3 separate regions of the Homo sapiens genome follow, and regions 2 and 3 are each linked to region 1. The links are chromatin contacts, found by Hi-C or POLR2A ChIA-PET in ENCODE. All regions are on one chromosome and are shown on one strand. Each heading gives the region's core, a stretch centred on a gene start or an enhancer-like site at or near the end of the contact. The rest is flanking DNA. Distances are from core to core; before and after follow the strand shown.

Region 1 (4,685 bases), core at 1,079-3,578:
TGGGTTCTGCCTTGATTCTATTAAATTTCCCGGTAATGACTGTACTAAAACTCATGGGGAACTGCAAGATAACTTTATTGATGGCCATAGAGGATGAAAACAATGCATAAGGTATGGAATTAATTTTAAGCCACACACTGAATAGACAGTGATGTAAAGTAAAATGATATTTTTCAAGGAAAGACAATTATGTCACATTATAATCCAGTTTACATAAATAGCATACTATTAAAAAAAGCTAAGTCTTCAGAGCATGTAATTCAGGACTGTTGTGAAACCTCTTACTCTTGTTGGTTAGTTATTTTGTGCTGTAAGGGAGGGAAAATGGCTTCCTCCCTACTTCTAGGTTCTTTGGCTGGGATACAAATTAAATTGACATAAAACAGATTAACAGGAGAAAAAAACATTTTTGGCCAGGCTCGGTGGCTCATGCCTGTGATCCCAGCACTTTGGGAAGCTGAGGTGGGAGGATCACTTGAGCCCACGAGTTCAAGACCAGCCTGGGCAACATATTGAGACCAAATCTCAATTCAAAAAAAAAGAAAAGAAAAGGAAAAAACATTTTTAATTATATGCACACACACTGGAATCCCCCAGGTAATAAAAGTTGTCTGAGAGCAGGACTCTTCCTGATACAGATACTTTGACTAATGTAGATTTCTTTTATAAATATAAATTTATTTTACAAAAGGACAGCTTTTCAGAGATACTCTTGTGTCTGCAGTTGCTCAGAATAATCAGCTCGAAATATGCCAAATAACTATATTTTGGGGTGGCATATTTTTTATTTTTGAGATGGAGTCTCGCTGTTGCCCAGGCTGAGGTGCAGTGGCGCAATCTCGGCTTGCTGCAACCTACGCCTCCTGGGTTGAAGCGATTCTCCTGCCTCAGCCTCCCAAGGACCTGGGATTACGGGAACCTGGGGGTGGTATATTCTGATCTTCTGTAGTCATGCACTGGGACCTTCTGTAGTCATGCATTTTCTCTCTCTCTTTTTTTTCTGATTCATTATTTCCTTTTCTTTTTCATCTTGGTATTTGTAGGGAAAGTGATATTCCTCTCCCCGAAATCATATTATTCCAGACAAAAGAAAACAAATGCCTACACTTATCTAATCAATCAGAAGACCATCTCCCCCACCCTTTTTTTTTTTTTAAAGATGGAGTCTTGCTCTTGTCACCCTGACTGGAGTGCAATGGGACGATTTTGGCTCACTGCAACCTCCGCCTCCTGGGTTCAAGCGATTCTCCTGCCTCAGCCCCCCGAGTAGCTGGGATTACAGGGGCCCACCACCACGCCCAGCTAATTTTTGTATTTTCAGTAGAGACGGAGTTGCACCATGTTGGCCAGGCTGGTCTCGAACTCCTGACCTCAGGTGATCCACCCGCCTCGGCCTCCCAAAGTGCTGGGATTACAGGCATGAGCCACAGCGCCAGACGAACCATCTCCCTTTTAAGCACGCTGTCCCCTTGAGTTACCTGCTGGTTTCAAGTGGAACACTAAGGGAGGAAGCAGAAAGTTCTTATCTTGCTCTGCCACATACTGGATCTAGCTGAGGCTGGGGCTCAGGCCTGTGGTTTCCTGTAGTGTGGACTGAGCCATTTTTCCATCAAGACGTCAGTGGAGAGATGAAGTGAAAGGATTTAAAAGCGGTTTGTGGCCTGCCATGGTGGCTCACCCCTATAATCCCAGCACTTTGGGAGGCCAAGGCGGGTGGATCACCTGAGGTAAGGAGTTCGAGACCAGACTGGCCAACATGGTGAAACACCATCTCTACTAAAAATACAAAATCAGCCGGGTGTGGTGGTGGGTGCATGTAGTCACAGCTACTCGGAGCCTGAAGCAGGAGAATCGCTTGAACCTGGGAGGCAGAGGTTGCAATGAGCCGAGACCATGCCACTGCACTCCAGCCTGGGCAACAAGACCAAAACTCCGTCTCAAAAAAAATAAATAAATAAAAATAAAAGCGGTTTGTAAACTGTAACACCTTGCACAGAAACACAAGATTACTACTATTAAATATTATTTAGAAAAGTAGAGTTCTTCTTACCATTTCCCTGTTTCTTTCTTCTCACTTCCTCCTTTCCCCTTCTGACCATCTTTTCAGCCGTGAACATACCACACCAGCAAGAACAATAAGAGCCAAGGGTCTGAATTGTTTAATCAAAGGAAGAGTCAAAATAAGCTACACCCAGATTACTGAGAAAGGTGAAATGAAAACAAGCTCAAAACCAAATTCCAGGAAGATGCTGTCTTTGTATTGACTTACCATTTCATGTTTTCACACATGTCAAAGTCTTGAAGCTTCGGTCATTAGTCTTCCGCTTCCTAAAGCAAGAAACTAAATGCTGACTTGTGTCGTTTGCCCCAGATGCCACCGGAAATGTCATCTTCTCCCCAGACGCTGGCTTGCAAGCACAGCAGCACCCAGAGGCTAACCTATTTCCCCTATAGCCCAAGCTCTGAGATCTCCCGTCTGGTCACAATGATCTACAGGAGAGGAAGAAAGCTATCTAGGGACGAGATCTAGAATCAACTGAGAGAGATGCTTAAAAATCACCAGTTACTTTAATGAGTAAGTACTTTTCAGTTTTTCCATTTTATCTGAAACTTTAAGTTGGCATTTCTGACCAGCCTTTCTTGAGACCATCATTTTTTGGGCACTTACTGTAGACAGGAATCAGCACCCTAGCCTCCTTCAGCCCACCCCATGTAACACTAAAGAGACAACTGGTGCTTGGCAATAACAAAAATATTAGTGATTGATAAACTTGTAAATTTATTAAAATGGACAGTGAAAGAAAACAGCCAATTTAGTTGTGAACTGGAGAAGGGACGTGAGGCATCTGTTGTCTGCAATCTTGTATGTTGTGGTTGACCACAAAGGCTTGGCATCAGGTTTTACTTCCAGCACTACTTCTTATAAAATGGATGACCTTGGGCAGATTACTCAATCTTTTAGCCTTAATTTTTAAAAGTATAAAATGGAGAAAATTAGAATATGTAGTCCAGGTGCGGTGGCCCACACCCGTAATCCAAGCACTTTGGAAGGCTGAGGCAGGTGGATTATTTGAGTCTAAGTTCAAGACCAGCCTGGACAACATGATGAAACCCTGTCTCTAAAAAAAACTATAAAAATTAGCCAGGCATGGTGGCACAGGCCTGTAGTCCCAGCTACTAGGGAGGCTGAAGTGGGAGGATTGATTGAGCCTGCAGAGTTGCTGCAGTGAGCCATGATTTCGCCACTGAATTCCAACTTGGGCAACAGAGTGAGACAAGAAAGAAACAGAGAGAGAGAGAGAGACAGAGAAAGAAGAAAAAAAAAGAAAGAAAGAAAGAAAGAAAAAGAAAGAAAGAGAAAGAAAGAAAGAAAGAAAGAAAGAAAGAAAGAAAGAAAGAAAGAAGAAAGAGAAAGAGAGAAAAGAAAAGGAAAGAAAGAAAGAAAATAATTTCTTAGGTTGTTTTTGTTTTTGTTTTTTTGTGATGGAGTCTCACTCTGCTGCTCAGGCTGGAGTGCAGTGGTGCTATCTCTGCTCACCGCAACCTCCGCCTCCCAAGTTCAAGCAATTCTTGTGCCTCAGCCTCCCAAGTAGCTGGGATTACAGGCACGCGACACCACTCCCAGCTAATTTTTATATTTTTACTAGAGACAGGGTTTCACCATGTTGGCCAGGCTGATCTTGAACTCCAGACCTCAGGTGATCCGACCGTCTTGGCCTCCCAAAGTGTTGGGATTACAGGCATGAGCTACCGCGCCCTTCTTAGAGTTCTTAAGAAGAATAAAGAGATAAACTGGTAAAACATGTAAATACTTTTTGGAGGGTATGCTAAATAATGCCACTAAATAATTAATGTTGCTAAATAATAAGTTAAATGCTTCATTTAACTGGAAATCTCCCTTAACCACTAAGCCCACTTTCCAGATATGCTAAGGTGGCTCAGAATAACAATAGCAGCGAACATCTGTAGAGTTTACACAGCATTTCATTTGATTTCCACAATTAACTCTAAGGTAGGCAGTGCAGAGCTGTTGACTTATTTTTGGAGCTGGAGGAGAAGAGAGAAGCGAGAGCTCGGCTGGACACGGCAGCAGGGAGAAAAACCCCTAGGTCCGTTGTTGGCACTGAAGTGGGGAAAACCATGGCCTGGGGAAAGGCCTAATGTGAGAAGTTAGTCGGTGTGCATAGGCAGTATGACATTCATTTCACCAGCACAAGATTCTTGTTCCTCAGCTTCCTTAGTCCCTGGACCTTGCTTGTCCTTTCTTCCGCTCCAAGCCGTAGAGCTTGAAACTGGCAAGTCCTCAGTTGCACTGCCAACAGGCAAAGCAGTGGGAACTCAAGTTTCCAGAATCCTCTACAACATAGTGTGAGTAAAAGCCAAGGCAGAGACAGTGTCTTGCTCTGTCATCCAGGCTGGAGCGCAGTGGTGCCATCACGACTCACTGCAGCCACAAACTCCTGGGTGCAAGGTATCCTTCCACCTCAGCCTCCTCCTGAGTAGCTGGGACTACAGACATGCGCCACCACATCCTGATCATTTTTAATTTTTTTTCTTTTTTTTTTTTTTTTTTAGAGACAGAGGTGTAGCTTTATTGCCCAGGGTGGGCTTGAACTCCTGGTCTCAAGCAATCGTCCCTCCTTGGCCTCCCAAAGTGTTGGGATTTCAGGTGTGAGCCACTCTAC
Region 2 (4,685 bases), core at 1,566-4,065, 2.0 Mb before region 1:
CATGGCCTTAGATTATCAACTCTTTACAAAACAGGTCTATGAGAAGGCTCAAGATGTACATTAGATTACTGCGTAAAACACCACAAATGCTTTCAGGCTCACAAGTCCAGTCGTACTCAGGGAATTCACCATGCAGAGGTTTTGTTTATAATGATTTCTACAGCTGTTAATGCACCTTGCAAAGTGGTACTATTGCTAGTGGTTCCAGTGCCCCTTTGTTCCTTGCTGAAATAATAGCCCTGGGTTGGAAGGCAACAAAACTCGGTCAGTCACCCCAGTTCTCTTCATTCTTTCTTTGCATTTCAGTTTAGCATAATTATCTTCCTTTCTTGTGCTAAAGGAGAGGCCATGGAGAGCTTGGACCGCAGCAATTCTGTGTAGCTTCCGGAAGTTTCCAAAGGAGGAAGAAAGAGAGGGAGCAGGTACATCTGTTCCCTGCACTCCATCTTTTCCTCTTGAGGAAGGGAGAGGCAGGGAGCTAGAAGCCAACGGGCCTCTGGATTCTCAGCCAGAAATGGCTCTCCAGACTTCTACTCTACTGGCTGTGGGATGTGACTCATTCCTGTCTGGAGGAAGAGTTTAACCTGACTTCGGCTGGGAGTCACAACCAAGCACGTAGGGCATGAATCACAATCTGTGAGGGTGGAAAATACCTACTGATGACTCTGATATGCTTCTCTCAATATTTGTTGCCCATGAAAAATCCTAATATTAGAGAATCACACTGGGGATTTCCTCCCCTGTGAATAGCCAAAGCACCCTAGTAATAGAGTGATATGGAAGATGCAAATTAAAGCTTGCTTTGTTTTCAGTTCATAGGGCAAAAAATAAAGGGTTGCAAATTCTGTTATCACTTGCTGTTAAACAGTCCTGTGACTTATTTTTCTGTGTAGGGATCTTTCATATGTGATTGAAACTAGCAGGTAATATATCTGTATTATTGTTATATCTAATACCTCTAATTCCTTTCAAATTGGGAATATTGTCTTTATAAATGCCATTGAGATCAAGTATAAGAAATATTAACATTATCTTTTGCCTGTGCTCTTGTCTGAACCCTCTATTCCTAGTACTGCTTATTTAGTCCAGTGATATTTTTGGTTAACATTGTAAAAGCATATTTTACATATAGTAAAATGTACTGTTAACTGTTTAAGTTATGACAGTTGTATAGCCACCACCCAAAACAAGAGATGGAGGACATTTCCAGCACCCTTGTACCCCTTTCATGTCAACCTTCCTCCACATGGTCCCTGCAAGCACTTAAAGACTTCCTCCATAAATTGATTTTGCCCATTCTTGAGCTTCGTTCTAAAGAAATCATGTAAAATGTAGTTTTTTGTGCCTGGCTTCACTTAGCACAATCTTTCTGGGGATTCATCTGTGTTATAGATATCAGTAGTAATCTAGTGTATTGGAACTATAAGAATATCTAGAAAATGTATTTTGAATTAAATCTTGAAGTATTCGTTTCTTATAGGTAGCAGACTAACAATCCTTAACCTTCTAATTCTGTTTTTACTTTAAAGTCAGGTAGCTTTTGGTCTTAGTTATTTTTGTAATCTCTTTAAGCAGTTCACATAATGCCTTGCCAATTATAGGAAATTAGCAAATGTGTTCTTAAGTTGGAAGAGAATGTGTGAGGAAAATTCACTCCTATCTCATTTTACAGAAATTCAGATTTTAATTGTCCTGCTGTAATTGTGAAACTGAACTGCACATTCATTCTGAGGATTATTGCACTGATGAGTTTACTGATGAGTGTGACACTGGTTCGGAGGGAACTGTTTGCAGACTCTCCCTATGTATAAGGAGTTCATGTGTAATAATTTATTTCTCCAGAAGGTCACCTTTTTTCCTACTGATTTTTTTTTACTGGTAAAAATATTGCAAACAGATATTGTTAGTCTCGTTTGGTAACTGAAAGAGCTCTGAGAACGGAAAAGTTAGAGTGACCTATCCAAATGAAGGAGCAGTTCAGTGTTGGTGCAGGATATTAGATTCCAAAATATTTGTTCAGGCCCCTTTTCCAAGTTCCCAGGGAAGTTACTGACACTGATGTTGGTTTCTTTTAAGAATGACTCATGATTTTTCGAGCCTGGTTTCCACTCTTAGTCATCTTCCCTGCCTGAGTTAAAACAGGCTTTAGGCTCTCACTGAATTCCAGCCTTGACAGAACCCCCCACCCCCACCCCTGGGCTTTTGATTCCCACTTCCTAGCTCAGCTACATTCCAGTCTCTGGAACCAATTCTGACTCCAGGCAGGCAAGATGAGACAATTCAGCATTTACTATCAGTCCAGCAGTAACCTTTCAGTTCTAATAATTTGGCTTGTCCTTTTCCTCCTCAGTTGTTCAGACTCCTTTCTCAGAAACATGCCTAGGACCTCAGTCTCTTTAGTTCTTTGGATTCTGTGTTGCTCTTGTCAGTGTTTACTATCAGTCCAGCAGTAACCTTTCAGTTCTAATAATTTGGCTTGTCCTTTTCCTCCTCAGTTGTTCAAACTCCTATCTCAGAAACATGCCTAGGACCTCAGTCTCTTTAGTTCTTTGGATTCTGTGTTGCTCTTGTCAGTGTTTCCTAATCACCCTCTTGCCCTGGAAATAAAGTCCTCTCCAATGTGGTGCTACTTCTCCTCCTTCCTGTAGCAGACTCTGGTTGTGGCCTGTCTGTGCCTACAGATTTAGTGACAGGAGCTGTACTTTTCTGTTCCCTTCTTTAGCTGTCATACTGGTGGTATCTTAAATCTTAGCCCTAAATTGTGATGAAACTGTTGTATTTTCACAAGTCTTCCTTAGTCATATTGTGCTGTCTGTTCTAAGTAGGGCTGTGAATAAGAGTGGGGTACAGTTTCCTGCAATAAGAGATGGGAGGCTTAACTTCAGCTTGGCACGTAAGAAAGATCAAATGTTTACTGCAATGTGGGAAAACCACCTCCTGGGCATAATAGAAATCCAGGCCTGGCAGTAAACAATTCTATTCAAAAGCAGCTTCTCAGGGCTGAGGAATGACCTAGTTGAGTGGCATGACATCTGAGCAGAACTAGCAAGGAGGCTTGGTGGTATGCCGCCTTTTAACTCCAGCACCTGTGGCTCTTGAGCATTCTCCTCATTCTTCAGTATGGAAAATGGATATTTTCTCAGTCTTGTGCAAAAACAGCTTCAAGAAAAGTCCCCTAGTCAAAAATTCCAGTATTTGGAAGTGTACCAGGAGTCCAAAAAGTTGAGAACTACTCCTGGCTTTTTCCTTCCCTCCCTCACACTGACGGCATTCCTGAACTAGCATGCCTGTCTGTCTCTACATTTCTGGGTGACTGCCTCATCCCAGGTGGCCTTCCTCCAGCTGTGAGCTGGGTGTGTTCCCAGGTATTTAATCCACCCTTGGGGCAAGTTCTTCCAGGCAGCCTCCAGTGCCCCTTCCGGGATCCTGGCTGGATCAGGCTGACTGTCCTTGGAAGTGAAAGAGGCTACATATGAAGGGGAGAAGGGTCCTCTCTGCCTCAGGAGAAGGAAATTAGTTACAGGTGCATGCATAGGCAAAATAGCCCCAATCCTGTTGTGATATAACAGAATTTAGAAGACATCTGGCTCAAATTTTAATTTTCAAAAAGTGATAAATTCTGTGAAGAGGTAACCTGTAGAGTTTATTGTCAAATTAATGGTAGAGCTACTGTATGTGCCACTGTCAGTTGTTAATTATTATTATTATTTTTTTAAGTTCTAGGGTACATGTGCACAACATTTAGGTTTGTTACATAGGTATACATGTACCATGTTGGTTTGCTGCACCTATCAACTCATCATTTACATAAAGTATTTCTCCTGATGATATCCCTCCTGCAGCCCCCCACCTTCTAATAGGCCCTGGTGTGTGCTGTTCCCCACCCTGTGTCCAAGTGTTCTCATTGTTCAATTCCCAACTATAAATGAGAACATGAGTTTGGTTTTCTGTCCTTGTGATAGTTTGCTGAGAATGATGGTTTCCAGCTTCATCCATGTCCCTGCAAAGGACATGAGCTCATCCTTTTTTATGGTTGCATAGTATTCCACGGTGTATATGTGCCACATTTTCTTAATCCAGTCTACCACTGATGGACATTTGGGTTGGTTCCAAGTCTTTGCTATTGTGAATAGTGCTGCAATAAACATACGTGTGCATGTGTCTTCATAGTAGAATGATTTATAATCCTTTGGGTATATACCCAGTAATGGGATGGCTGGGTCAAATGGTATTTCTAGTTCTAGATCCTTGAGGAATTGCCACACTGTCTTCCACAATGGTTGAACTAATTTTCACTCCCACCAACAGTGTAAAAGTATTCCTATTTCTCCATATCCTCTCCAGCATCTGTTGTTCCCTGACTTTTTAATGATCGCCATTCTAACTGGTGTGGGTTGGTATCTCATTGTGGTTTTTATTTGCATTTCTCTGATGACGGGGGATGATGAGCATTTTTTCATGTTTCTGTTGGCTGCATAAATGTCTTCTTTTGAGAAGTGTCTGTTCATATCCTTTACCCACTTTTTGATGGTGTCATTTGTTTTTTTCTTGTAAATTTGAATTCTTTGTAGATTCTGGATAGTAGCCCTTTGTCAGATGGGCAGATTGCAAAAATTTTCTCCCATTCTGTAGGTTGCCTGTTCACTCTGATGGTAGTTTCTTTCACTGTGCAGAAGCTCTTTAGT
Region 3 (4,685 bases), core at 889-3,388, 1.5 Mb before region 1:
CTTGAATCCTGGCCTACCCTGAGATGAGTAAGCAGGGATGAGTGGAAGTTTTTTTCTCCCCTCCTCTGGTAAAGCCTAGATCCTAAAATGTTACTTTGTGAATTATAAATATAAACACCTCCTCCCCTGTCCTTTTATGCTATTGTCTTCAATAAAACAGATTTTTTTCTCTTAGAAAAATATCAAGACAGTTATTTTTTAAAATGACTTTGACTCCCAGACACATTCCCCAGTCACTTCAAGTGTGTTTTGTCTCTGCTGTTTGCATACATGTTTCCCTACTTCTCTCACCACATCCCAGCATCCAGAAGCTCCCCAGTCCCAACACTCATTCTCATTGTTCAGGGCCAACCTGAATGTCTCACCTCCGTGCAGCCATCCCTTATCCCCTGTCCCAATCCCCTCACCCCAAATCAATCAATTAATCTATATGAAGTGCTCTGAACATTGTCTGGAATATAAAATATATTATATGAGTATTGGCTGCCATTAACATCATTGTGTGTGTTTCTAAAGTACTTTCCACAAACCTTTGCTGTGCATGACTTTCATCTTGTCACTTAGCTTCTTTCCTCACTTATTTACTCAAAATTCACCTTAGTGAGGTCTTCCCGACCAAAATTTCAAAACCCTCCTTTAAATCTCCTTTTCTGATTTTTAAAATCTTTAGCATTTCTCACTATGCACATTTTTCTGCATTATCTTGTTTATTGAATGTCTCTGTCATCAGAATGAAAGCTCCATGGGGGCAGTAAATAGTTATGCAATGAATGAATGAATGTGCTTGCATATATTTTTACCTACTAAGACTCTATATCGTCAGAGAACCTAATATACCATATGGCACTCAGTAGACCAGCTGAGTAAGAGGAAGATCTAGAATCCTAAGGCCATTCCAAAGAATGGCACATTTGAAAGGGTGCCTCAGCGTGAAACACTCAACTGGCTACATAATGAAGGCATTGAGTGTTAGAAGGAGAGGAAAAAATCCCTAACATGGACATAATAACTTATGTCCTTTTCTAGACTACAGTGCCTAAGGACATCTCTGGGTCCTAGGCACATTGTTTATATTTAGTAAAAATTTATAAAGATTACTGATACATAGTATTTGGCAAAGAAAGATAAAAACTGACATATAAACTATTTGCTTATGAAGGATAAATTTAAGGTTAGATAAAAAAAAAAAACCTCATGTTGCTATATTGTATGACGGGTATGGTTTGCAAAAAGCATAATCCAGGGCCATTTTCCGCATTATATTAAATGGTGTTTCTATACTGAAATCAACTCCAAACTTATACCATAAAATATTGTGAAAATGTCATAGGTAGTTAGTGCAAGGTAGTTTTTAAATAGGGAGTCATTACTTTCGAATATCCATGGAACTTAACATTTTCTTACTTAATTTTTATCAAAAGATTTCAGGGAGTTTGGAACGTCTCACAAAATAGCTACTGAACAGGAATATGGAGAGAAGCAAAGTTTGTTAACTGGAATAAAATAAACCTACTTGGAACTTGGAACTCAAAATTCAAGCTCACTTACAAGGTGTCTGCCATGCCCTGCTCACAGAGTATACATTCCTGGTCAAGAATGTTAAGTCCTAAATAATCCTATCTTGGATGACACAGGAACTGATGAAAAAAGATAACCCAATGGCTTTATCACACCAAATATTCTATCACACAGATCAGAAAGAAGTTTTGACTCTAATCCCACTTAGTGGCTGTGTGAACTCAAGTAAGTAACTTAACCCCACTGATCTTCCATTGCCTTGTTTCAAAATGAGAATAGCATATTAGCACTGCCTTACCCAGTTGTTGTGAGGAGCTAATAAAATACTGTGTGTTAAAACGTGTGGTAAACCCTGAAGTGCTATACAAATGTGATGTATTATTTTTGTTCTTTAAAGGTCTTTTGACACCTAATCTTTGCCTCCATAAATGACCTCTTTGTTTTCAAGCTTGCTTTTGTCTGATCTTACACTGGCTCAAATTTTAATCTCTTACCTAGTGAAGTTATTTCTTTAGACCTTGCCTCTGCCCAGCTCTTTCTTGGACTACTAGAACCTAATTACTTCTGTGGCTTCTGTTTGACTCAGCATTCAATAGTATGGTTACTCTGAGCCTGCCATGTAAGAACTGTGAATGTAAACTAAGGGCTTATCCCCCTGTCTACTGTAATCCATCTAAGTAATATGCAATATTTGAGTGTAGATGACAAGATGGCATGAAATTTCACTTCTCTTTCAGAGAACGAAACCAATTCCTTATCTTTAAGAAGGTTTACTTGAAAGGACTTTCAGTTTCTCTTCATAAAATAATGTAGAAACCATTATTCTTTCTGTTTGCCTCTCACCTCAGCACTGGGCTGAATGTATTTATAAACTAAAACTAGAAAGAATTCTTGGTTTGCAAAAGATTTTAACAGAAAACCAGAGCTGATGGCTAATACTAGCAGGAGCAGGGTCTGTGTACTGGTTTCCACTTCATTAAATAATAGCAGCATCCAGCAGATACAGCACCTACTAAGTGCCTGAGTTTTTACATGTATTAATTCATTTACTCTTCACAACTATTATTAGCTCCATCTTGCTGTTGAGGAAAATAATTGACATAAGGTCAAACAGCTAGTAAGTGGAAGAGCTGGGATTCAAACTCAGGCCATTTGATTCTAGAATAAGGTCATATTCTTAACTCTATGTTATATTGCTAATAATAATGATTATTATGATACTGATAACAAAAAAAATGTATTATTTCTTGTTGCATAACAAATTGCCCCGAAATTTAGTGGCTTAAAAGAACAAAATCACAGTTTCTGTGAGTCAGGAATTTGGACACAATTTAGCTAGGTACTCTGCTTCAGAGTCTTTCACAAGCTGCAATCAATGTGTCCTGTGGGGCTGTAGTCATTCCAAGGCTCGACTGGGAAAGGATCCACTTCCATGCTCACTCACATGGTTATTGTTAGAATTCAGTTCCTTGCAGCCTGTTGGACAGAAACCATCCCTAATTCTGTGCCAGGTGGGCCTCTCAAACATGGTAGTTTGCAAAGTGTGAAAGCTGGGAAAGATATAGAGTCCAGCAAAATACAAGCCACTGTCTACTGTTAATAGACATTAGTATTTCCACCACTTTTGTCATACTCTTTTTATTAAGAGCAAGTAACTAAGCCCACACTCAACTGGAGGGGATTACACAAGGATATGAATACCAGGAAGTTGGGATCATTGGCAGTCACATCAGAAGCTGCCCACCTTCATAATAATTAACATTCTATAAATATAATAAGAAAATAACATTTATTGAGAGCTTACTATGTGCCTGGCAATAGTCCAAGCATTTCACGTATATTAATTCACATAATCCTCACAACAAACCTGATACATGAATTAGTAAGGGGAAGTGCCATGATTACACTTAGAGGTGGAGAAATTAATACCACTTTTCTGTATTCCAACAGATAAAGCCTTTCTTAGAATGCTTCAAAATGATTGCCACAAACTGAATCTACCCCAACCACATCCTCTTTCATAACCACTTGTCTTATTCACAGAACAGGCTTTTTCTAGCTGGTGGCAAATAGTAATTTCCCAAAGTAACCCCCTTCTGGCTCTACTAGTCCTGGGGGTAGGGAAGAAGAAGTAGTCTTTAAAAAAAAAAAATCACTATTTTTCATAAATTTTTTTTTTTTTTTTTTTTGGTCACCGAGGCTGGAGTGCAGTAGTGCAATTGCAGCTCACTGCAGCCACGACCTCCCAGGCTCAAGCAATCCTCCCAGCTCAACTTCCCAAGTAGCTGGGACCACAGGCATGTGCCACCATGCCCAGATGATTTTTTATTTTTTTGTAGAGACAGGGTGTCACTATGTTACCCAGGCTGGTCACAAACACCTGGGCTCAAGCAATCAATCCTCCTGCCTCAGCCTCCCAAAGTGACGTGAGTACAGGTGTGAGCCACTGCACTCGGCCAAACATTATACTTTTTATAAATGAATATATCATTACTGTAATTCCAATTTTAAATAGAAACTGCTAATAAGAATCATCTTTTCTGTTTGAAAGGCTACCAAGGATACAAAATATCCAAATCAATTCCAGTTTTGATTTAATTCTAGTTTTTTTACATCGTGCTTCTCTTCAAAAAGTTGTTGAGATGGCTGGCTCCCAGTTGGTCAACTATAAAGAAGGATAAGAGAGAATAAGCACATCCCCCTGAAAGATTCTAGGCTCTATGGAATTGGATGGAGGTGGGTACTGGCGCATTGATCAGACTGTCTCTCCAGTCTTACCCTCCAAATTAGAGGCCCAGAGAAAACATGGAATCACTTAGCACAGGAGAGGCTGGAAGTCCTCTTCCCTATTTTTAATAGGGACTAAAGGAGTTGCTTATTATGAGAGCTGTGTGGAAGACATCCCAGATTCCTAGGCTGCTGGGTGTGTGTCTATTTTCAACCCTCTTACATTTGCAATGACACATCCTTTAAATATCTAGAAGCCAGTTCCTGGTCAAGTTAAAAATATAAACAAATGAATATCGATTCAAAGTTCTAAATAAAATACGAACAAATGAAATTCAATAATTTATTATTAAAAGAATAATTTACCAAAAGGGTTAATTCAATCATACAGAAAGGATTATTTAATAACACATTAATAAGATTCATCACACTAAGAGGTC

What was found. Hi-C counts contacts between places; a loop is a spot of excess contacts on that map. ChIA-PET counts read pairs that join two places held with the same protein, here RNA polymerase II (POLR2A). Pooled maps may share reads with other maps.
Region 2: a loop to region 1 is called in a pooled map, with 2.2 times the contacts of the local background. The contact joins the enhancer-like site here to the promoter of PCED1B-AS1 in region 1. A Hi-C loop is called at or near these places in 1 of 50 pooled maps. POLR2A ChIA-PET finds 5 or more read pairs at or near these places in 2 of 52 experiments (activated T-cell and activated naive CD4-positive, alpha-beta T cell).
Region 3: a loop to region 1 is called in a map with no recorded cell type, with 9 times the contacts of the local background. The contact joins the enhancer-like site here to the promoter of PCED1B-AS1 in region 1. A Hi-C loop is called at or near these places in 1 of 37 single-sample maps with no recorded cell type and 3 of 50 pooled maps. POLR2A ChIA-PET finds 5 or more read pairs at or near these places in 1 of 52 experiments (activated naive CD4-positive, alpha-beta T cell).

Annotation. Positions count from the first base shown.
Region 1 is chr12:47,214,115-47,218,799 of GRCh38, forward strand. It overlaps PCED1B-AS1 (PCED1B antisense RNA 1), which reads right to left and starts at 2,329. Exons shown (of 3, transcript NR_026544.1): 1 at 2,270-2,329; 2 at 2,051-2,150. PCED1B (PC-esterase domain containing 1B) reads left to right here. Exons shown (of 4, transcript NM_138371.3): 3 at 2,108-2,575.
Region 2 is chr12:45,232,541-45,237,225 of GRCh38, forward strand. All of the region lies in intron 1 of ANO6 (anoctamin 6), which reads left to right. Among named protein-coding and RNA genes, the nearest start is that of ANO6, 19 kb to the left of the region's middle. Within about 2 kb of position 2,816, at least 27 of the 41 ENCODE cell types and tissues checked have a DNase peak (open chromatin) inside an H3K27ac peak, as active enhancers do.
Region 3 is chr12:45,667,038-45,671,722 of GRCh38, forward strand. No RefSeq gene overlaps it. Among named protein-coding and RNA genes, the nearest start is that of LINC00938, 59 kb to the right of the region's middle. Within about 2 kb of position 2,139, at least 4 of the 41 ENCODE cell types and tissues checked have a DNase peak (open chromatin) inside an H3K27ac peak, as active enhancers do.